Linked DNA regions of Homo sapiens: all the other regions are linked to region 1. The links are chromatin loops, found by intact Hi-C in ENCODE. Cell type or tissue: heart left ventricle. All regions are shown on one strand. Region 1 holds the start of MRTFB (myocardin related transcription factor B). Region 2 overlaps ERCC4 (ERCC excision repair 4, endonuclease catalytic subunit). Region 3 holds the start of LINC02185 (long intergenic non-protein coding RNA 2185).

What was found. Peaks named below come from ENCODE experiments on the same cell type or tissue, not always from the same donor. Only the 100,000 strongest peaks of a DNase experiment are listed, where the experiment ranks them.
Region 2: a loop joins it to region 1, with 2.1 times the contacts of the local background. A loop is called at or near these places in 20 of 110 quality-filtered maps.
Region 3: a loop joins it to region 1, with 2.2 times the contacts of the local background. A loop is called at or near these places in 19 of 110 quality-filtered maps.

The regions. Positions count from the first base shown.
Region 1 is chr16:14,066,505-14,074,504 of GRCh38, reverse strand. It overlaps MRTFB (myocardin related transcription factor B), which reads right to left and starts at 3,186. Exons shown (of 17, transcript NM_001308142.2): 1 at 3,140-3,186. RefSeq lists silencers at 2,722-2,801, 2,942-3,411. In heart left ventricle, no CTCF peak of the experiment used is centred here; DNase peaks (open chromatin) are centred at 2,784 and 3,184; H3K4me3 peaks cover 2,131 bases; H3K27ac peaks cover 1,351 bases.
Region 2 is chr16:13,940,190-13,948,189 of GRCh38, reverse strand. ERCC4 (ERCC excision repair 4, endonuclease catalytic subunit) reads right to left here. Exons shown (of 11, transcript NM_005236.3): 10 at 3,355-3,467; 11 at 1-576. Among named protein-coding and RNA genes, the nearest start is that of ERCC4, 24 kb to the right of the region's middle. In heart left ventricle, no CTCF peak of the experiment used is centred here; no DNase peak of the experiment used is centred here.
Region 3 is chr16:14,011,500-14,019,499 of GRCh38, reverse strand. It overlaps LINC02185 (long intergenic non-protein coding RNA 2185), which reads left to right and starts at 3,482. Exons shown (of 3, transcript NR_110909.1): 1 at 3,482-3,638; 2 at 6,042-6,128. LINC02186 (long intergenic non-protein coding RNA 2186) reads left to right here. Exons shown (of 3, transcript NR_110915.1): 3 at 35-620. It also overlaps a transcript of MRTFB not described here. In heart left ventricle, CTCF peaks have their summits at 445 and 3,426; no DNase peak of the experiment used is centred here; H3K4me3 peaks cover 2,678 bases; H3K27ac peaks cover 4,023 bases.

The sequences.
Region 1 (8,000 bases):
CAGAGATATGTGCATAGTATTCATTTTCTAGTTAACATTTGTGTCTCTCAAATGTAAAACTTCATAAAAGCATGAACTTTTGTCCATTCAACAATCTATCCCCTATGCCTAGAAAAATGGAACATTTTCAATCAACATCTTTTACATACAGGTGAATATTTTTTAAAGTTCTGATTTTAAAAACCAGTAATGACCTCTTTTACCCTGGAACAAGATACTGCTTGCTCAAATTAATATAAATTCATTACTCTCAATTTGGATAAATTTCCATCTCCAAAGTGTTCAATGTCTCTAACTCTAGATAATTTAAAGTATAGCCTTCTGTTTTGACAGCAGTCATTACCTACATGTCTGTTTCCATAGCACCTTTCAAACGTAACACGCAACTAATAATAAACACCTTACATCAAGAAGCAACTCGTCTATTCAACAAAAAAAAGCCAAATAAACTATTATTAAAAGAAGAGTTAAATGTATAATGTTACAATGTAGGTAACATTGTAACATATATAAATGTTATACGTAGGTAACATATAAATGGTCTGAGCTGAACTTTCTTAACTCGATTTGCATTTTCCCCTATGCAGCAAGACTAGCAAAGTTTGAAATGAAAAGACAACTGCTAACAAATCACACCATGAGGACTACTGGCATATGTGATTACAGGTAATTTTAAGTTTTACCTTTGAATACATCTGCATTTTCCAAATTCTCTAATATAGATATTAGTAAGCAGAAGAAGCTATTTAAAGGGTGATTACACTAGTTTAGATTATACTTAACTAAGACTTATTTCTACACATTATTGTTGTTGCTTCCCAACTCCATTCTAACCTCAATCTGCTACTTGATTCAAGTGTTTAGTTGTCAACATTTCCATTAAACACAGCCAATCTTTCAGACAGAGGGACACAGGTACTAACCTGACCTCCCATCTGAGATTCTAGAATAATCAATGAAAGCGCCACTAACCAAAAGCATGCTTTTTGTACGTCAGACACTTCTGAAAGAAAGAAAAAACAAAACAGGACAAAACTCTCAGCAAAAACTGTCTGTTAAATTTCCTTTTATAATTCCTATTATAATTGACTAGATAACACTGATGTTTGGAGTGGTTCTCCAAGGAGCTGGAACTGCCCCCAAGGAACATTTTTAGTTATCAAAGAGACTGGGGGACACCGCTGGCATTTAGGGTTTGGGGGGCCTGGATCTAAAAGACTTCACACAACACATAGGTGGGACAGATCTGTATAATGAAGATTCGCCTGGTACGAGAGTCTTTCAAATGAACGGGCAGATTAAGCCCACTATAAACTGGCATTACTTTACAATATTTAAAAGTTTTTATAAGAAATTGCAGGGAAACTCCAGTAATGTAGGAGAAAGTAGCAAGGGAAGCTTAAATAGAGTAAGGGAAAACTGTCTAAACATTAGCGATCGTTTCCTCACACCACACACCGTTAACATACAATTGTAGTATCAGAATACTGAGCATATACAAACAAGTGAGATACTGATATTGAACCAAAAATTTTCAACCTTGTTAATATTTTATTAATTATTACCAATGGTAATTGTTAGGAAGCCAGTATTGTCCCTTCGAGTGTGTGACACAAAAAATTCTACAATATAGTTTAAAAATATGGATCCATGGAGGGCTTGTGCTAATATTTACGTATTTATTGAGACAGTCTGTTATTTGTCTTGCCATGTTATCCCTAGTTCAATCTAGGTTGTTTCTCTCTTTAATTCGCAAGAAACAGGTTATGCCAACCTAGGTGTTTTTCCCAACCTCCGTCTGTATCTCTGCTCTTTCCCTGAAGTAGCGGCCTCACTCTGTAGCCCAGGCTGGAGGGCAGTGGTGCAATCACAGCTCACTGCAGCCTTTAACTCCTGGGCTCAAGAGATCCCCTCACCTCAGCCTCCCAAGCAGCTGAGACTACAGGTGTGCGCCACCACACCACGCTAATTTTTTCTTTTTTTGTACAGGTGGGATCTCGCTATATTGCCCAGGCTTGCTCTTGTTTGAAATAGCTCCTCCTAATTTTTTTTAACCAATACAAATGTACTCATTAGAAGCTGGCACAAGCACCCCAGTATATACTGTCTTCCAGCACAAGAGTATGTCCTAGATGTGAATGGTACAGCAACATCTGTCATATACTGTTCTCTATTTCGCCCTTACGCTTCAATCAAACCATCATACTGCTTTTCAAGGATGTGTGTAGGGAGGTCACATTGTTTATGAATTTCATTTCAGGGTAGTAAAGAGGGCTTTATACATGTTTGCTGCAAAGGGGAAGAAGGGACCTTGATTCTGACGAGGTTGAGAACCACTGTTCCCAAGAGTGGAATCGCGTGCTGAAACAAAAATCGAACTTTTAGAGAAGAGTTTCCTTTGCCTAAGGCAAGCCCTGGGCTCCAATATTCCACTTCATTGGGCCTGACACCCCACTACCAGCACACGCCCGCTGCTCTCAGCCCACCTCTGCTTCCAAGCAGGGCCAAACAATGGTTCTTGACCACTTGGGGATCGGGGACCCTTTTAGGAACGAGACAAAAGCCCTGGAAAAACTCTCTCCCAAGAAACCCATATACCAAGCTGCATCCAACTTCAGGGCGCTCCCAGACACCCCCTCTGAAGCCTGGTCGGGACCCCAGGAGAAAAGGGCTGAGGGGAGTGGGAGGTGGGAAGAGGAAGGGGGCGCAGGGGTCCCGGTCCCCTCCCACCGCCTCCTCGCAGTGTGGCTCTGGCCCGGGCGCTCCACCTCTCTGTGCAGCCCCGGCGTGCAAGCGCGCAACTTAAGTGCCCGGCACACAGCAGAGGCTCCATAAACGCCGCTGCCACTGTCAGCAGGGCCAACTCTGCAGTCGAGATGGACACTGAGGCGGCCCCGGGGTCGCGCCCGGGCGCGAGGACCGGTTGAAGGAGGCACCGGCCCGCGGCCCCGGCCGCCCCGCCCCGCGCGAGTCCCGGGGACGGTGCGGACCAAACGGCGCCGCAGCTGCTGCGGGGACGAACAGGGATGGCTGCCTGGGACGCGGGATGTTCACCAGGCCCGCTCCCCCACCCAGCCCTCGGTCTCGGCCGCTCTCACCCGGCCTCAGCCCCCAACGGCCGCCACCGCCCGCCGCTCACCTCCCCGGCCGCCGCCGCCGCCGCTCCCGCCGCCGCCGCGCGATCTCGCGAGACTTCGCTCCCCTCGGCACTCCCCCTCCTCCCCGCGGCGCGCGCGGACCCCAGGCTAGAAGCGGCTCGGCGCGCTCCCCGGACGCTGCCCACCCCGCCTCAAGGGTCAAGCCCGGCCTCTCTCGCTGCTCGCCCCCGACTCCGTCCCTGCGTGCACTCCGCCCACTCCCGTGACTGGGAAGGGTTAAAGCCCAGGTGCGAGGCGGCCGCCTCCTTCTCACCTGGCCGGCCGGGTGCGCGTGCGCATGCGCATGTCCGGGGCTCGGCCCTGAGCCTCTGCAAAGGCTTGGACGGTGGCGACAAAGGTGACCGCTGCCACCCGTCCTGAGTGCTCGCTGCGCGCCGAGCACTTAACAGCCCCCTTCGGTCCTCACACTGCCCTCCAAAGTGGGTATTACCAGCCTCCCCATTCTAGAGAGAGGAAAAATGGAGGCCTGGCAAGGAAAGTACAGTAATGGCTCCATGTCACACAGCCAGGAATTGGCTGAGCCAGTGTTGGGATCTGGGGTTGTCTGATGCCCAGCCCAAAACCCATTTCTGCACCTCAGTGACAGCCCCCAGGCCCTGTCCCTCTTTCCGTTCAAGGCTCAAGGCGCTGCCTCTCAGCCGCAGTCTTCATTCTCTCCCAACATTCACCAAGGTGAGAGGAGGAGCTCCTGGGAAGTCATTTGCTACAATCTGTTTTCAATGGAGCTGGCGACAGTAAAGTGCTTCTCCCTCACTTTACAAACTTCCCAAGGCCTGTGAAGCCCCTGTGCCACTCCCTGTGCAGCTCTGAAGACTGTGTGACTATTTTTATGCGGTTCTGTCTCCTCCTTAGACTGGTGGCGTTTTGCTGGTAGAGAGCATGATGGAATGGCACACAGGACAGAGAATCAGAATGTACATGATGTTAGCACACAGAAAAGTGTGACTTCTTCCCAGGAGTAAGTCTTAATGAAATAATAATTGTTTGTAAAGAGGAAGGGCTAACATTTATTGCGGGCATATCAAGGTCATACCAATCTTCTTGCAATCCTGGAGGTGGAGAAAGTAGCCTGTTTCCATTGTGAAATAGGATTTGAACCTGGGTCTGAGTCCGGAGCCCAGCACTACCTTGTAGGTAGGTCCTGTTCTGCAAGCAAGCGAGCATGAGCTAGCTCATCTGGGCCGGCTGCTGTAAGATCAGGAGCCCTGGAGGTTCTAGGTAGCCTTCCACCTGCAACAGCGTCTGCATGGGCTTACCCAGCCCACCTGATAATCACATCAATGTCAGCAAGTGCTGGCCTGCCCATGCTCCAAACCTGTCCACTCTCCCCGGAACCAATTGCTGTGTACAGGCCAGAGCATGTGGGTGCCCTTGCATGTTTCAACCTCACTCAACTCACCAGATGGAGGAAGTGGGTGAAGAAGGAAAATCACACCTGCTGGGCAGCTACAAAGTGCTGAGCCCTGCTCCAGGTGCTGTCTATTTATTAATTTATTTAGCCCTCCCAACAACCCTGTATTAGGGTTCTCCAGAGAAACACAGCTACTAGGTTCTAGATAGATGTAGGCTGGGCAAGGTTGCTCATTCCTGTAATCCCAGCACCTTAGGAGGTCCAGTCAGGAGGATCACTTGAGCCTAGGAGTTTTAGACCAGCCTGGGTAACACAGTGAGACCCCGTCTCTACAAAAAATAAAAAGAATTGGGCATGGTGGCACATGCCTGGAGTTCCAGTTACTCTGGAGGCTGATGTGAGAGGATCTCTTGAGCCCAGGAGTCGAGGCTGCAGTGAGCTCTGACTGTGCCACTGCCCTCCAGTCTGGACAACAGAGTGAGACCCTGTCTCTAAAAAAGAAAAAACTATATAGATTCATAAGAGGGGATGTATGATGGCAGCTGAGAAGTCCTACGATGTGCCATCTCCAAACTGGAAAGCCAGGGAAACTGGTGACATAGCTCAGTCGCAGTTGTGGCCCGAGAACCAGGGAATCTGATGGTGTAACTCTCAGTTCGAGGCTACAGGCCTGAGAACTTGGGAGCCACTGGAGCGAGTCCTAGAGTCCAAAGCTGGAGAACCTGGGCTGGGCGCAGTGGCTCATGCCTGTAATCCCAGCACTTTGGGAGGCTGACGCAGGTGGATCACCTGAGGTCAGGAGTTCAAGACCAGCCTGGCCAACATGGTGAAACCCCGTTCTCTACTACAAATACAAAAATTAGCCAGGTGTGGTGATGGGTGCCTGTAATCCCAGCTACTGGGGAGGCTGAGGCAGGAGAATCGCTTGAACCTGGGAAGAGGAGGTTGCACTGAGCTGAGATTGCATTATTGAACTCCAGCCTGGGCATCAAGTGAGACTGTCTCAAAAAAAAAAAAAAAAAAAAAAAAAAAGCTGGAGAATCTGGAGTTCTGGTGTCGAGGGACAGGAGAAGATAGTGTCCTGGCTCCGGAAGAGAAAGAGAGAATTTGTCTTTCTTCTACTGTTCTATCCAGGCCCTCAACTGATGGCGATGAAGGCAGATCTTCCTTACTCAGTCACTGATTCAAACACCAATCTCTTCTGGCAACACCCACACAGACACACCCAGAAGTAATGCTCTACCAGCCATCTGGGTATCCTTTAATCCAGCCAAACGGATGCCTAAAATCAACCGTCACAAATCCCCTGTGGAAGTTATGGTTGTCCCCATTTTACAGATGAGAAAACCAGGAACATAAGAGGTGAGAGGACATGCCCAACAACACACACAGCAACACGCAACGACACACACAACACGCAACGACACACAACAACACGCAACAACACACAGTTGGCAAGTGGTTGGTTCCACCCCAGATCAGCCTGTTTCCAAATGCACAAACTTTGCCTTTCGTGACCAACAAGGCTATTCCCTACCTCAAAAGCCTTTATCTTTATGAAACAGAAAATCCCCAAATCCCCTGAGGTCAGGACTCCAGTGTAAGATGCTGTTATGTTCTCCTCCGGGTGGCCAGTGCCTCAGTGTTCTCATCTAACATAAGAACATGAGTAGGGAAAATTAACCAACTTAATATATGTGAAGCATACGGAAAAGTGCCTTACAAGATTAAGCACTCAGTAAATCAAAGCTGTTATTACCATGGGTGGATTCTTTGTGATATTTTATCCTTTCCTCATTGCCCAGTAGAAATAGCAATTCAAGTAGGAGGATGGGCTCATATACAGAAATAAAATTAGTTTTTAGGCCAGCTGTGGTGGCTCATGCCTGTAATCCCAGCAGTTTGGGAGGCCGAGGTGAGAGGATCACCTGGGGACAGAAGTTCGACACCAGCCTGGCCAACATGTTGAATCCCCATCTCTACTAAAAATACAAAAATTACCCAGGCATGGTGGCGGGCGGCTGTAGTCTCAGCTACTTGGGATGCTGAGGCACAAGAATCTCTTGAACCCAGGAGGTGGAGGTTGCAGTGAGCTGAGATTACACCACTGCACTCCAGCCTGGGTGACAGAGCAAGACTCTGTCTCAAAAATAATAAAAATAAAATTAGTTTTTAATTATATTTCTGAATGAAATAAATAATTCTGAGAACAATAAATATTTTCAAAATGGGCAGAATTACTCCAGTACTTCCCCCTAGTCATGAAAGGATACCAGCTCTCCTGAAGCAATCTCTTCCCAGTTTCCTGAGGGAGGGGCAGTCTGCTTTATAAAGGACTCTGCTTTTATAGGAAAAGCCACCCAAATATTTTTAAAGATATGACTTGGAAGTCACTTCATAGGCAAAAATAAAAGCGAAGAAAAAATTGAGCTGAAACTTAAGAGAATTTTGATGTGGTTAAGGGTTAACACCAGGCTGGGCACCATGGCTCACACCTATAATCCCAGCACTTTGGGAGGCCAAGGCGTGCAGATCACTTGAGGTCAGGAGTTCAAGACCAGCCTGGCCAACATGGTGAAACCCTGTCTCTACTAAAATTACAAAAATTAGTCAGGTGTGGTGGCGCATGCCTATAATCCCAGCTTCTCTGGAGGTTGAGGCATAAGAATCACTTGAACCCAGGAGGCAGAGGCTGGCAGTGAGCAGAGATCACACCACTGCACTCCAGCCTGGGCAACAGAGGGAGACCCTGTCTCAAAAAAAAAAAAAAAAAAAGAGGGTTAACACCAAAGTGACATCATGATTTGAGGGAACGTTTTATAGGAACTGAAGTTGCCACTAACCTCAGGCCTTGCTGTGCCAAATTTAGGTTTCCATCCTGACACAAGATGTGCCATACTTTCCCATCAATGTGAGCGGCTCCCTGTGGACCTGTGGAAGTGATCCTCATGGGGAAGGGGTGGGCATAACAAGACCACGGGGCGTTATTCTTTGAAAACAACAAACAAACAAAATGGGTAATTCTGGCCAGGCATGGTGGCCCACTCCTGTAATCCCAGCACTTTGGGAGACTAAGGAGAGAGGATTGAATGAGGCCAGGAGTTTGAGACCAGCCTGGGCAACATAATGATACCCTGTCTCTACAAAAAATTAAACATTAAAAAATTAGCTAAGCATGGTGGTTTGTGCCTGTAGTACTAGCAACTGGTGAGGCCAAGGTGGGAGGGAGAGGGAGTTGGGGGTTGTAGGATGCTGTGATCGTGCCACTGCACTCCAGCCTGGGCATGAGAGAGAGACCACATCTCTATAAAAAACAAAAACACAGAGGTGAGTCTCATATGCACACCCCTAAAGGTTTAAGGTATGGTTTCCATCAAGTCCAACAGAGCTTAAAAGTAAGAGGTTTTAAAAAATAAAAAAATAGGCCGGGCACGGTGGCTCATGCCTATAATCCCAGCACTTTGGGAGGCCGAGGTGGGCAGATCACAAGG
Region 2 (8,000 bases), 130 kb after region 1:
AGCGGCAGTTTTTGGCATTCACCCCTGGCATTTTTAACAAGAAGTCTTGGGGACCAGGATTATACTTCTCTGACTCGGGAAGGGTTTCAGAATCTGCTGTAATGGCCAGTGCTGTCGCCGCATCAGGCTGTGGCTTGCTTTGTTTCAGCTCCTCAAACAACTCCGCCGTTGCATGAGGAGAGGGGCACCAGAGAATCCGTAGTCTGGGGAAGTGAAGTGTAAGAAGAGTGAGTTTGGAACTAATGTCATTGCTGGAGATCTCCTGAAACAAGGCACCTCGGGAAGTGAGAGAGAAAGGCTTGCTAGGGTCAAACTCAATCAGAAGCACGGGACGCTTGTAGTAGCGGGACATGGAGATGCACTGGCTGTAGAGGCGGCCGTTATTTAAAGAGCCGATTAAATCACTGATACTCTTGCGCTCCACGCACATTTCTGGAGTGAGGATGTAATCTCCAACCTCTAAAGTCACGGGTTCAATGTCAATGCCCCGACGATGGATCAGAGATGGAAGCTCACTTCGAAATTCACGCATATCCACAACTATGCTTTGCTGTGTACCATTCTGTTCCTGGCCACCTACAGAGAAAAAGTAAGTAATGTCACTGGGGAAGAACTCTCAAAGAAGGAATATAACAAAATCTAAAAATCGATGTTTCTGTTGTTAACTCTGATGGATGGTTACATAATTCTATATGGTAATATTCCATATAATTTCTATATTTTCAAAAAGATTTGTTTATAAAGTAGAGGCAATTTCCCTTGAAGGAAACCGAGCTAATAGGAAAGTTAGACTGTCAGTAGTTCCTTACTTGCGATGATTCATAAATCCACACATACCTGCTAAGGTCTCCCCTCTGTAGTTTCCTCACTGACCACATTTTGTTGGTCAATGTATTCCCAATTCCTAGGACAAAGCCTGAGGGTAGAGGCTTAAAATAGCGGCCCCAGTAGATGTTAAAAATGCTCACTGAGCAAATCTAGTGATTTAGGGACTATTGTATTTATATCAGTGAGTCCAGAGATGGGGAAAGGGAAGGAGCTGGGAAAAACATGAACATCTTAGACCACAGCTTCTCACATTATAACATGCACATGAGCCACCTGGGGTCACATTAAAAAGCAGATTCGGGCCGGGCGCGGTGGCTCACGCCTGTGATCCCAGCACTTTGGGAGGCCGAGGTGGACGGATCACCTGAGGAAAGGAGTTTGAGACCATCCTGGCTAACATGGTGAAACCCCGTCTCTACAAAAAATACAAAAAATTAGCCGGGTGTGGTGGCGTGCACCTGTAATCCCAGCTACTCGGGAGGCTGTGGCAGGAGAATTGCTTGAGCCCAGGAGGTGGAGGTTGCAGTTAGCCGAGACTGCACCAGTGCACTCCAGCCTGGACAACAAGGGTGAAACTCCGTCTCAAAAACAAACAAACAAACAAACAAACAAACAAAAAAACAGATGTTGTATTTAGTAGGTCTGAGATCTAAGGGGTCTAAGAATCTGCATTCATAACAAAATGCCAGGTGATGCTAATGCTGCTTGTTTAAGGATCACATTTTTAAGTATCAAGGGCTGCTGTAGGCAGAATAATGGTACCCCGCAAAGATGTCCACATCCAAATCCCTGCAACCTATTAATACGGTCATGTGCTGTACAACAACGTTTTGGTCAATGACAAAGTGCATATAAGACAGTGATCCCGTAAGATCACAATACTGTATTTTTGTACCTTTCTATGTTTAGATGTGTTTACATACACAAATACTTACCATTGTGTTACAGTTGCCTAGAGTATTCAGTACAGTAACATGCTGTGCAGGTTTGTGGCCCAGGAGCCATAGGCCATACCACATAGCCTAGCTGTGCAGCAGGCTAGACCGTCTAGCTTTGTGTAAGCACGTTCTGTGATGTTCATGTAATGATGAAATCGCCTAATGACACATTTCTCAGAATGTATCTCCGTTAAGCATTTTGAGATTGGGAGATTATCTGGCTTATCTAGGTAGGCTGAAGGATTCTCAGAAGTGAAAGATGGAGGCAGGATGATCAGAGAAGGGAGGATGCTATGCTACTGGCTATGAAGATGGAGGAAGGGGCTATAAGCTAAGGAAATCAGGTGGCCTCTAGAGGCTGGAAAAGGCCAGGAAAGGGATTCTCCCCTAGAGCCTCCAGGAGGAATGCAGCCATGCCGATATCTTGATTTTAGCCTTGTGAAACCCATTTGGACTTTGAACCTGCAGAACTGTAACATAATAAAATGTGTGCTGTTTTGAGCCACTAAGTCTGGGGTAATTCGTTATAGCAGCCATAGGCAACTAATATGAAGGCGTGGAGAACTGATCTCTAAGGAAAGACTTCTACGAACAGCTCTCTGTGTGGTACCCATACTGCCTTACATTCTGTCGTTCTTCATGAAATGTCAACAACCTGGTTGATATTTCAAAGAATCTTCTTTGAACAAGACACAGAGGCTCTGAGGCAATGTTTCCCAAAGTATGGTCCAAAAACCACTTCCATCAGAAGCCCCCGAGCTGCTGGCTCCATTTCACATCCACTGAGTTGGAATTTCTATGAATTGAGGGTTATGAATCTACAGTTTTAATGAGCATCTGAGGTTATTCTAAAGTCTACTAAATTCTGACACCCACTGCTTCAACTGTACTTGGCCTCACCGAAGGTTAAACCAACTCAATCGTATTGCTTTTCTCATGCCACCTGGCTGAAATCAGCTGCTGGCATAGGAAAATAGGAATTTGGGGAATGGGAAAATGGTGACTTCTGGATCACAGTGCACTTGGAATTCAGCAGGTCTTGGTGGCATGCCACAGTTTGGACACTGCACAGCAATGCGTACCAGACACCAGGTATCTGGGGAGCTACCAAGAAGAAATGAATACAGAAGGAGAGGAGGAGTGTATGCACCCCACCTATGTATACAACTAAGGGGAGAGGCAGAGGAGGGAAGGAGAAACTTCCTTTAACTACTCTGAGTTAAACTGGCTTTTTAGGTTGAGATAAGAACCTAATCACCGTTTAACAAAGTTTATTTGCAAAAGTACATTCTGAGTCTCAACCAACCAAATATAAAGGAAATGCTGGAACATAACCCATTCTAAGCTGGGGTGCCTAAAACTCAACCTCACATGATTCGCAGATGACACAGTGCCTTCACTCTGGGGAGGACACATGGTTAGTGAATGGCAGAGCTGAGATTAGAGTAGGGAAGTACACATCCTCTCCTTGGCCCAACCCCCATTTTTAAGAGTTTGTTAATACAGACCAAGCCTTGGCAGAGTAACTCTGGAACTTCACAGCCCCCTTTGCAGGCAATGGAGGTGCCTGACAAAGTGCAGGACTCACCGGCTTTCCGAGTGTCAGTGGAAACATCTGCAGATGCTGTGCCTCTTACTAGGTCTAAGTTTGTTTCATCTCTGCCTTCTCTTTCTTCAGGGACAACCATGCTTGCTTTTTCCCTGTGGGAGAAAACATTGTCAACACTTCTGAAACAAATTTCAAAATTCTAGATTTTATTGTGTGTAAATTGTAGTATTGAAAATGATCTACATGATGATAGCAGTAAGAGAAAAACAAAAACAAAAACAAGGAATATATTAGAAGTAAATATGCCAAGACAAATGATGGGTAAAGGAAGTAGAAAAAGTCAGTAAAAAGTGCCTTGGTCGGATACTACTTCTTGATTTTCCAGAGTAAAAAAAGCAGTTGTTTATTTTGACTTTATATTCAAATATTTAAGAAACAACACAAGCATGTCAAAAAATGCCACATGTAAAAAATGCCACCAAGAGATTCTTGAGACTGTTTGTAAGGTTAAAGTGTAAATGTAAATCATTTATATTCAAACATTTTCAGGGTAATCACAAATAGGGGTGGTTAAAAATCATTAAGAAACTAAAAAACATATATGATAGAATTTTGATGTTAAAAACTCCAGGTGGGAGGTCCCATTAAACACCCTGAGTTTTAAAGGAAAATCAAGATCAAGATTTTGAAATAGATATAAGAAATCAAATTTCTATCAGAGATTAAAACAAAAAATCAACAGCTCAGGTTATGCCTTGGGAGCAGCATTCATTACTCACTCATGCATTTATTGAAAAACATTTATGGAGTGTTCCTGCGTGGTGCTCTAGGTACTTTGGATATAATCGTGATCACGCAAGAATTCCTGTCTTCAAGGTGGCTCATATCTTATACGGTAGATCTAGAGGACAGTACAATCATAACTAAGATTCGCAATTTGGAACTACATCATGACAAGATCCTCAATAATCACAGAAAGAGTAAGCCAGGTTTGCGGTAGCTTTATTTTTCAAAATTGATAAAGTATGTTATAATTAATTCTGCCAGGTATGACAGAAAAGATATATAAGCTGAGTCTCTTCCCTGCTTGGGTTCACAACTGATGTCGAGGGAACAAAGCAAACATGAGAAGAAAAAAAAAAACAACTGGAACTGAGGAACTGCGATAAAACAGACTAAGGTGAGGGGAACAGAAGAGGAACCATCAATGTTAATTAATTTCAACAAGGGTTAAAACAACCAAGATTTTCCCATTGATATGGTCTGGCTGGGTCCCCACGCAAATCTCATCTTGAATTAATAGTTCCGATAATCCCCATGTGTCCTGGAAGGGACCTGGTGGGAAGTGATTGAGTCATGGGGGTGGTTTCCCCCATGTTATTCTCATGATAGTGAGTGAGTTCTCACGAGATCTGATGGTTTTAGAAGTGTCTGGCATTTGTCCTGCTGGCACTCATTCTCTCTCCTGCTGCCATGTGAAGAAGGACAAGTTTGCTTCCCCTTCTGCCATGATTGTAAGTTTCCCAAGGCCTCCCCAGCCATGTGAAACTTGTGAATCAACTAAACCTCTTTTCTTTATAAATTACCAAGTCTGGGGTATTTCTTCATAGCAATATGAAAATGGACTAATACACCCATTAGAGGAAATGAAATCAGAGGGTTCAATTCTTCAACCACTCTGGATAAATATTTTAGAGCAGGGTATCACTAGAAGATACTACTAAAGAACAGAAATTGTAATTTAAAATTTTATACTATTTGAAACAACCTATAAATGCAAATATATTATTAGTACAAATTTTATAAGTAGATCACAAGGGGGCAGACAATGGTTTCAGTTCCATGTTTTTCTCATTATTCTCAATACCAGACTCAAGCGCTACCTGCTGAAAAGCCCTCTGCAATGGCAATGGCTCTGGCTGCCACTCATTACCACTCCATTCTCTCTATTGCACTCTGGTTAGGACAAAGGGCAGACCATTCAAAAAAATTACTGCTCTTCTATTTTTCCTTAACATTCATTTGGTATTATTATGTTGTGTCCCCCACTTTGTTTCTACTTGTTACACTGGCTAAGCTGTATATCACACATGGGATCATCCCAATTTCCTGATTAATTTGTAGTCTGTATAATCTTAGGGGGTTAGAGTACAGATTCCGGTTCCAAAGTGTGTGGATCTGAAACCATTTACTGGCCACGTGACCTTAGGCAAGTCATTTCATGGCTCTGTACTTCAACTTCTTTATTGGTAAAATGAGGATAATAATTTAAAAACTTACCTCAAAAGACTGTTATGAGGATTACATAACATATGCAAGGCGCTCAGAACAGTGCCTGGCACCTAGTAAGCACTATATAAATGTTAGGTGTTATTATTACTGTACTTTTCTTATAACGTGGTAATCTCTTCGTCTAATTATCCATGATTATACTAAAAAACTGAAGATTTGCTTTCAAATAATTCCACAATTGTTTCCATTAATAGCTACAGAAAACAGCTAGTTTACCACTAAATGTTATAACTTAACTACAAGTCGAATGTGAGAAAAAATATATTCGAGATGAAACCTGGACTATGAAGAAAATAAGCCTTCCTAAGCAGTAATTCAGTTTAACAGAAATGTATCGTAATTATAAACAGCCAGTCTCTTGCTTTCAACATGTGGCATAATTATCCAAGTTCCCCTATGTGACAGACACAAAACAATTAAAAAATTCAGATTCCTATTTCTGCTTAAAGCACCAAGCTTTCCTATGTTTGCTTTAGTATCTTCAATGGTATTTTTATTAAAATTTATTTTATTTTAATTTTTAAACAAATTGAGATGGATTCTCACATGTTGCCCATGGTGGTCTTGAGCTCCTGGGCTCAAGTGATCCTCTCGCCTTGGCCTTCCAAGGTGCTGGGATTACAGGCGTGAGCCACTGCACCCAGTCTTCAATGTTATTTGAATACCGTGTACAACATAATCCTATGGCAACATAGGAAAGTAGCACTGAACTAGAAGTCTCTTCCAATGGGCATTTACTTAAGCCCTCATGCTAGCCCATTTTGTGATCGTATTTTCAAAAAGTAAAATTTCAAATAATCTTACCCTTTCCTTTGAAAAGCAGTGACCTCCTCAAAGCTATGTATACTGAGGATGTTATTACTAAGTTTTCTACCCAGGGAGCATTTTACGTCCCTGGGTAGAAATAAAATTATTATGATATTTAGCAGTGTAATCTTTTCCACTTTATCTGTTATCTATAATCTACAGATCTTTAATCCAGCTAAACAATCCTTTCACTGTCAGTTCACCTGATTTGTTCCTTTCTGGTTAAAGAGCCACAACTGCTTTTGTTCTTACAACATCACCCATGGAGGTCTTGGTAAAAGCACATTGTCTCATCTTCATATTAAATTTTTCTCTTAAGTACACAGTGCAAATGTTTTTTGAACAATGCACCTCAAATATGTTTTTGCTTTGCAAAAGAAGCACCTCTCAAATTTCCCAAGTTTCCTGGGAAAGTAAGTATCTTAAGATTCTTAACAGTGCAACTATCTGATTGACTGCTGGGTAAAATGGGAAGATCTTATTTATGACAAGTAGACAATCATCATTGAAAGCATTAAAAATTATGCCAGATAACAGATAAAATTATGTTAAAACCTGGTGCAGAAATTTTTCTATGGATTGAAATGTGGGAGAGAGTCCATGATCCAGGTTCTGCTGAGTGAGGTTTTCCAGTATGTATAAGGCTAATCCACATCTTGTCACTGAGTCCTTTGATGTGTAGAAGCAGGTGCATAAATCAGGAATGGCATGGGATCTGGTACCTTACTACTATCTACTAAAAGTGCTCTTTTCTAGATTAGATTCCCTGATGCACTGGAGAAGAGGCAGCTGCATGAAGACAGGCGAAGCAAGAAACTCACCTACTCAGGTGCTGTCTTCCTCCCATTCTATCAGGCTCCTCTGGCTCTAACGCTGTGCAGGAAAGGATTAACTCAGCAGGCCTGGGCTGCTCAAACTCTGCATGTTTCCAAGAAAGGCTTCTCTCCTCAACACTGGCTCTTGGTCAGCTCCTGGGAGATGAGCTCTGAGCCCCTGGAGTATTCTCCCTGATAAGGTTTTTATATGCCTGAGGCCTTGGGTCACAATGTGCCAGCTGGATCAGATAGTTTATGCTGACGATGTGATTTATCGTAAATGTCTGTTGCTGCTTTGGGGGCTGGAGTCTGAGGAGCTGTAGCCAGCCATGGAGGTACTCTGTGTCTATGTGACTCAGCTCAGTAAAAATGTGGGGACTCAAGGCTCAGGTGAGTTTCCCTGTTGACAACACTTTGCATGTGTGGTCACACACTGTTGCTGGGAGGACTCAGCACATCCATGTGACTCCACTGGGAGAGGACACCTGGAAGCTTAGGCCTGGTTTTACCTGGACTTTGCCCCATGTGCCTTTTCCCTTTGCTGATTTTAATCTTTTTTTTCTTTTTTTTTTTTGAGACGGGGGTCACTCGGTTGCCCAGGCTGGAGTGCAGTGGCACGATCTAAGCTCACTGCAACCTCCACCTCCTGGGGTTTGAGTGATTCTCCCACCTTAGCCTCCCGGGTAGCTGGGATTACAGGCATGCGCCACCACTCCTGGCTAATTTTTGCATTTTTAGTAGAGGCAGGGTTTCACCATGTTGGCCAGGCTG
Region 3 (8,000 bases), 55 kb after region 1:
GTTAATTTTATGTGTCAACCTGACTTGGCTTCAGAGCAAAAGAAGTGCAGGAATGGGCCCATGCTCATGGAATTCACTGGTCTTACCATGTTCGTCATGATGCTGAAGCAGCTGGCTTCATAGAATATTGTAACAGCCCTTTGAAGACTCAATTACAGCACCAGCTAAGTAGTAATACCTTGGAGGGCTGGGGCAAGTTTCTCCAGAAGGCTGAATATGCTCTGAATTAGTATCCAATATATGGTGCTATTTCTCCCCTAGCCGGGATTCACAGATCCAGGAATCAACGGGGTGGAAATGGGAGTGGCACCAGTCACCATCACCCCTAGCGACCCACTAGCAAAATGTTTTTTTCCTGTTCTTGAGACTTTATGCTTTGCTGGCCTAGAGGTCTTAGTTCCAGAGGGAAGAATGCTGCCACCAGAAGACAAAACAATGATTTCACTGAGCTGGAAGTTAAGACTGCCACCCCGCCACTTGGGGCTCTTCATGCCTTTGAGTCAACAGGCTAAGAGAGGAAGAGAAGGAAGGAATAGCCAATGATCAGTAACTGTGCAGAGCCAGGATCAAAAACTCAAATGCCCACAGGGGCCAGGTAATAAAGCAAGTAAATGAAGGCATTTGCAATGTTAAACTGATGGGCAGAGTTTTTACTTAAATAAATGTCTGCTTTCTTAAAAAAAAAAATATGTGGCTTCTTTGGTCTAGCTTTCATTTTCATGGGTACAAGAATGATTTATTGGCCTTAAGGGATATGATGACTTTGAAAGCGCAATGATCCTGGACTATGGATTCTGTGTGTTAGTGCTGGGGACTGGTGGGGGCTGTGGTGAACCGGAGAATTTTCCAGCTCCAGCTCATGATGCCAGGTGCAAATGGGCCTGGTTTTATCAGACCTGATGTCCCAAGAGAAGCCATACAGCCTGATTTTCATGTGAACTCCTAATTTCTACACATGCATTTATTTATTTACTTTAAGAATAATACGTAGTCCAGAAGATATATCTGTGAGCCAGATACAGAACCATGTTGGATCTAGAATTAATGAGCTCAGTGAAAATAAACAATAAAACTAAAATCATAAAGAGGTTGGTGATGAACACGTGTGTATTTAATATATGCCAAGTACTGTTCTAAGTGCCTTGCCTAAATGAACTCATGTAGGCTTCACTGCAACCCTGTAAAGTTAGATATTATTCCCTTTTTTCTAATTGGGGAAACTGAAGCTCAGAGAGGCCCAAGTTCATGTAGCTATAAGCGGTGGAGCCAGGATTTACAACAAGCAGTGCAGTTCCAGAGCTTGGATTCTTCCAGAAAAGCCCTCTGGATTCCACACTCAGGAAGAGGGGTTATTATCCTAGAGACTGAGGGTGGATTTCAGGAGGCACATGGAATCCTGAAATTCCATATATGTTTTTATGTGGATACAAGAGTGTGTTTTTCTTGGAAAGGAAGCTTTCATAAAGTTCTCAAAGGGAGGCCAAGTACAGTGACTCATGCCTGTAACCCCAGCACTTTGGGAGGTCGAGGCAGGAGGATTGCTTGGGGCCTTGAGTTCAAGACCAATCTGGGCAACATAGCAAGAACCCATTTCTATAGAAAAGTTTTTAAAAAATTAGCCAGACATGGTAGCACATGCCTATTGTCCCAGCTACTTAGAGGCTGAGGCAGGAGGATCACTTGAACCCAGGAGTTTGAGGAGGTTGCAGTGAGCTGTGATCACACAGTGCACTCTAGCCCGGGAGAAAGAGAGAGACCCTGTCTCAAAAAAAAAAAAAAAAAAAAAAATATATATATATATATATATATATACACACACACACACACACACAAATACACACACACACACACATATATACATATATATATATATATATATATATATATATATATATATATATATATACTGTAGTCAGTCAGTTCTCTTTTCGTTGCAAGGGACACAAAACTCATACCATAGAGGTTTCACACGAACAAACACAATTTACATTTCATATAATGAAAAAGCTCAATAATTCAGGCACAACTGGATTCCAGAGCTCAAGTAATAAAATCACAACTCTGTTTCCATTCATCTCTTGTTCCAGTTTTTGCTGCAGGCCATTCTCCAATTCTCTCTTTCTGCTGTTAAGAAGACTGCAGCAGGCCGGGCGCGGTGGCTCACGCCTGTAATCCCAGCATTTTGGGAGGCCGAGGGGGGCGGATCACAAGGTCAGGAGATCGAGACCATCCTGGCTAACATGGTGAAACCCCGTCTCTATTAAAAATACAAAAAATTAGCCGGGTGTGGTGGCGGGCGCCTGTAGTCCCAGCTACTTGGGAGGCTGACGCAGGAGAATGGTGTGAACCCGGGAGGTGGAGCTTGTAGTGAGCCGAGATTGCTCCACTGCACTCCAGCCTGGGCAACAGAGCGAGACTCCGTCTCAAAAAAAAAAAAAAAAAAGAAGAAGACTGCAGCAGCTTTGGCCCAATATCAAGCTAGGTTCTATTTGAAAGGAATATGATTACATCTCAGAAATGCTTGTAAAAGTCTTGTTGCATCTCATTGGCCTAAACTAAATGACATACTCAGAGTTAAACCAATTGCTTATGATGAAGGGAATGTGATGATCTAATTGGCCAATTCTGAATCACATGTTCACATCTGGAGCCAATCAATACCATCCCAACCACCATACGGCCTGGGAATAGGTCAGGGTCTTTTTTTTTTTTTTTTTTTTTTTTTTGAGGCAGAGTTTCCCTCTTGTTACCCACGATGGAGTGCAGTGGTGTGATCTCGGCTCGCCGCAACCTCCGCCTCCTGGGTTCAAGCCATTCTCCTGCCTCAGCCTCCCGAGTACCTGGGATTACAGGCATGCGCCGCCACTCCTGGCTAATTTTTGTATTTTTAGTAGAGACAGCGTTTCTCCATGTTGCTCAGGCTGGTCTCGAACTCCCGACCTCAGGTGATCCACCCACTTCAGGCTCCCAAAGTACTGGGATTACAGGCGTGAGCCACCGCGCCCAGCCTAGGTCAGAGTCCTTTAAGGGAGGTATGAAAGGACCACAAATATCCATCATCGATAGTTACTGATGGAGGGTTATCTACTATGCCTTGGAGAATTGAGTGGGACCCACCTAAAAAAAATCATATTTAAAACCACTGCAAAAGTTGCAAGTTCCATGTCATTTTTTTTTTTCTGACTGGGAGGAGCCTTATTCCAGGGTCTTCTAGGTGTTATTGGTCAGATGGTGACTTGATTGCTGCTCTCTAAATAGAGCTTTCACATCCGAGATGACTCTTCTAACTTTCTACAGAGCTCCCACATCTGTTCCTTCATTTGATCTAAATTTAACAGCATTCCTATGAGTCAGAGAAGTGAAGTAACTTGTTTACAGTCACACAGCCAAGCCAAACTTCCTGCCTCCCAGCTTACAAACAGAGCAGTGGGTCCACCCATCTTGATCCTGGGGTACTGACAAGAAATATTTTGGAGAAGTTAGATAGGGTAGAGGCAGAAGTAGACGCAATTAAACATGAAGGATTGTGAAGGCAAAAGATGAACCAGCCAGCCTAGTCTCTGGATGCATAAGCTCCAAGTGTGGAGGAGACCCGGAGAGAAAAGCAGACTGTTCTCTGTGTTTACCTGTAAGCACAGGTAAGTACAGAACCTTCTGGGAAAGCCCACTGATTTTGGTGGCAACAGCCTTCTTCAAGTGAAGACAGGAGGGAGTGAGCCTGCATCTTTAAGGATCACACAGTCTCATTTTAATTATTAAGTTGCTGCATTATTAACCGATCAGCTGTGTGCGGCAGAAAACCAAGGGTCAGAACTCCAGGGCAACGATCCATTCCTGGTGCCACCTCCAGCCCAGTAGTTTCGAACTCTTCTCGGGGCCCTTTCAGAACTTGATGAATGATAGCGAGACTTCCTTCCAGAAAAGCGCAAAATTTGTCTGCAATTTCAGGATTCGGCTAGGAATACGGCTGCAGGTATTTCCTGCCGGTGTGTTGAGGGGCTTTCCACATCCGGTCTCATGGAGTCCCAGGTCCCCTATATTTCTTGGTCTCTTTCTGAGTAATGATAACTCCTAAAGGTGGATGCAGGGAGAGGAGGAAGGGGAAGAGATGAGGAGGTAGGACTTAACAGCACAGGCCTGAATTATTTGGGGAAGAGAGGAAAATAAAGTTCTCTTTGCTGAATTGCCTTGCACAAGGCACTGGTCAAACAGAACTCTAAGCGGATAGTCCCACGGATGAATGTGCATGCCTGTGTGCATTCGTTTCCAAACTTCAGCCATGCAGAGACACCTCCAAGCCTTTTGTTTCATTTCACTTGCATTGTGGCTGTTTCCCTTTAAAGCAATACACTTACACTTACATTTCTTTCCCAGGGAAACTTTATATTACTACCAGACATGTAGAGCCGCAAATGTTATTTGAAAGGGATTAAACACTCAGAAAACCAAACAATAGTATGAAATCCTAGCTAGCCTCGATAACTGTCCTTCACTCTGAGCCCCAAGATGTACTTTCTATTTAAACAAAAAAAGAGGCAGGGTGTGGGGAGTGTGGAGGTGTTGGGGGATGAGAATAGCAAGGAAAAGAGATGTTAGACACCGAACTGAGAGTTTTTTATTTTTTATTTTTTTGAGATGGAGTCTTGCCCTGTCGCCAGGCTGGAGTGCAGTGGCACGATCTCAGCTCACTACAACCTCCGCCTTCTGGGTTCAAGCAATTCTCCCTGCCTCAGCCTCCTGAGTAGCTGGGATTACAGGCACCCACCACCATGCCCGGCTAATTTTCTTTTTTTCTTTTTTGCATTTTTAGTAGAGACGGGGTTTCACCATGTTGGCCAGGCTGGTCTCGAACTCCTGACCTCAGGTGATCCACCTGTCTTGGCCTCCCAAAGTGCTGAGATTACAGGCGTGAGCCACTGCGCCTGGCTTTTTTTTTTCTTTTTGAGACAAGAGTCTCACCATGTTGCCCATGTTGGAGCGCAGTGGCGCAATCACTGCTCACTGTAGCCTCTGCCTCCCAGGTTCAAGCAATTCTCCTGCCTCAGCCTGCCAAATAGCTGGGACTGTAGGCGTGTGCCACCATGCCCAGCTAACTATTACTATTTTTTTTTAATTTGTAGAGACAAGGTCTCACTATGTTGCCTGGGTTGGTTTCAAACTCCTGGCCTCAAGTGATCCTCCCATCCCAGCCTCCCCAAAGTGCTGGGATTACAGGCATGAGCCACCTTGCCCGGCACTGAGACTCTTGATATTATCAGGACTGAAATGATTGCAAGAAGACTGTCACTTTCTCACCAGTCTTCACTCTTACTTCATTCTCCACGCAATTGGGAAACACCGTGATTTATTTAACAAATATTTATTCAGTTGCCTGCTAAGTGTTCTTGGCCCTAGGGGAGAGGAGGGGAGGGCATGGGGAATAGACATGGGTCCTGCCCTTCTGGAGGGAATATTTTCATGGTGGAGACAGACAAACGACTAAGCGAAAAATAAAATGATTTGAAATGGGGTTGAGTACCGTTTAAAAAACTAACAAGGGGTTACAATAGTGAGTTGTTCAGGCGTGGGAGGTGCGAGGGTGGACTTCACATGCTGGAGGCAAGATCAGGAGGTAATTTGGTCCTCCAGTGAGTGAGACCTGCGTTTCCAATAGAAAAGTCACGTTCAGGGTTGGATTCTTAAGCAGTGGGAAAGTGGTTAGCAGCTGTAACTTGATATCCCAGGCATAATCTGAAGGACACTACAGAGACCTGCTCTTTGCCCCTGATTCAATCAGAAAGCAAAGCAGATGTTGTATTAATAGTTTTCCAGTCCAATGGCCAAGAGAAAACAAAATATGTCATACATGTGGTTGTATTTAAAGGCAAGATTACAACACATGTTCAACAAACGTTCGCTGTTGCTGGAGCAAGGAATTCCATTCGTAATCGCAGCTGAGTTAATCTAATTAACTGCAAATGAAGATGCCTGTTTTCAAGTGCAGCCAACACAGTCAGGGTACACAGTATTTACAATGTTTTCCCCTCTTCTTTCCTTGCAAGGCCGCAACCTGCCATGCTGTTTTTAAATGCCCAAGAGCTGGTGACAAGAGGGTTTCCCTTTGCCATCTGGACCTGATTGCCTTAGAGGTAAAGATTCAATACCCTTAAGAAGTTAGATTCTAAAAGATTATAAATTGGTGCCACTGCTTTTGATTGCAATTGATCAATTTCCGGATAGAGATTGCACAATCCATGAAGACACACAACACTCTCAGAAGTCACTGCTCCATGCTGTGCCCCTCATCCCTGCCTGGGAGCTCGGTATCTCTGCCTCCCACCTTGCTAACCAGCACCTCTGCCTTCACTCAGAGCGCTCAGGACATAGCTGTAAGCCACTCAAAAACAGTTCTTGAAATCTCAAGTTCAATACTGGCCTCCTAAATCCTAGCAATTCCCAGAGGAGTGAGAGGTGGGAGGTGGCAAGGATGAAAGGCTGATTTTAGCTCTGCATTTGGGGCCTCTTGAATCATCTTTATTTGATGGGAAACTGGGAAGACTGGGGGAGGATAACGTATTAAGCTTATTCCATTGAAAAGACCTCACTAAGATATCAGGAAAAAGTCAGATGATAATATTAGATTTACAAACCACAGGCGGTTTGCCTTCTCATCCCCTACAGGCTGAAAGCTCCAGGGCCATGACATTTTAGGCACCCTGAGGCAGAGGGGTTAGAGTATGGGCTTTGGACTCAGGCAGCCCTGAGTTCAAATCCCAGTTCTACCATTTACTGCATGTTAAACGTTCATACATTGCTTAACCCCCTGAGCTTCCATTTTCTCATCTGGGAAATGGGTATGACACCATCTGCTTCTCAGAGTTGTCCTGAGGATGGGAAATGATGCCTATGAAAATGTCAAGGTCAGCCGGGCGCGGTGGCTCACGCCTGTTATCCCAGCACTTTGGGAGGCCAAGGTGGGCAGATCTCGAGGTCAGGAGATCGAGACCATCCTGGCTAACACGGAGAAACCCCATCTCTACTAAAAATACAAAAAATTAGCCAGGCGTGGTGGCAGGTGCCTGTAGTCCCAGCTACTTGGGAGGCTGAGGCAGGAGAATCGCTTGAACCCGGGAGGCAGAGGTTGCAGTGAGCTGAGATTCCACCACTGCACTCCAGCCTGGGTGACAGAGCGAGACTCTGTCTCAAAAAAAAAAAAAAAAAGAAAGAAAGAAAAAGAAAATGTCAAGGTTGTTGCCTGCCCGAGACTCTGTCTCAAAAAAAAAAAAAGAAAAAAAAGAAAAAGAAAATGTCAAGGTCGTTGCCTGCCCTGTAGTTTGCACCTGCGTTGAGTAAACAGTACGTTCTCGCTGCCACCCTCACCTTCTCCAGATTTTCACTTTTCCCTCCCACTTTCCTCTGGAGGCTGCCTGCACTCTAAGCCATCTCCATGATGTCATCTAACCCAGATCTTTCCAATTCTTCCTAAGACCAGACATTTTTCAGGGGCAATGCTGGGTGACAGCCATTAGTCCAAGCTGTGGCCAAGGAAAGTGCTCTATCCCTGTCCAAGGGCAATTCCCAAGTGGGTTCCCTGTAACAATAACGAATGCCTGTGAGCATTCCTTGCAAGAATTATTATTATTATTTGTGAGACGGAGTCTCACTCTGTTGCTTAGGCTGGAGTCCAGTGGCATGATCTTGGCTCACTGCAACCTCCACCTTCTGGGTTCAAGTGATTCTTCTGCTTCAGCCTCCCCAGTAGTTGGGATTACAGGCGCCCACCACCACGCCCAGCTAATTTTTGTATTTTTAGTAGAGACGGGGTTTCACCATGTTGGCCAGGCTGACCTCAAGTGATCTGCCCGCCTCAGCCTCCCAAAGTGCTGGGATTACAGGCGTGAGCCACCACACCTGGCAATAATAATTTTATTTTAAAAGGAATTCTGTGCTCTTATTAATTTAGGAAATACTTAGGGATTCACAGTGCACATTAGCATATTAAGGGTTCTGAGAAATCCTGT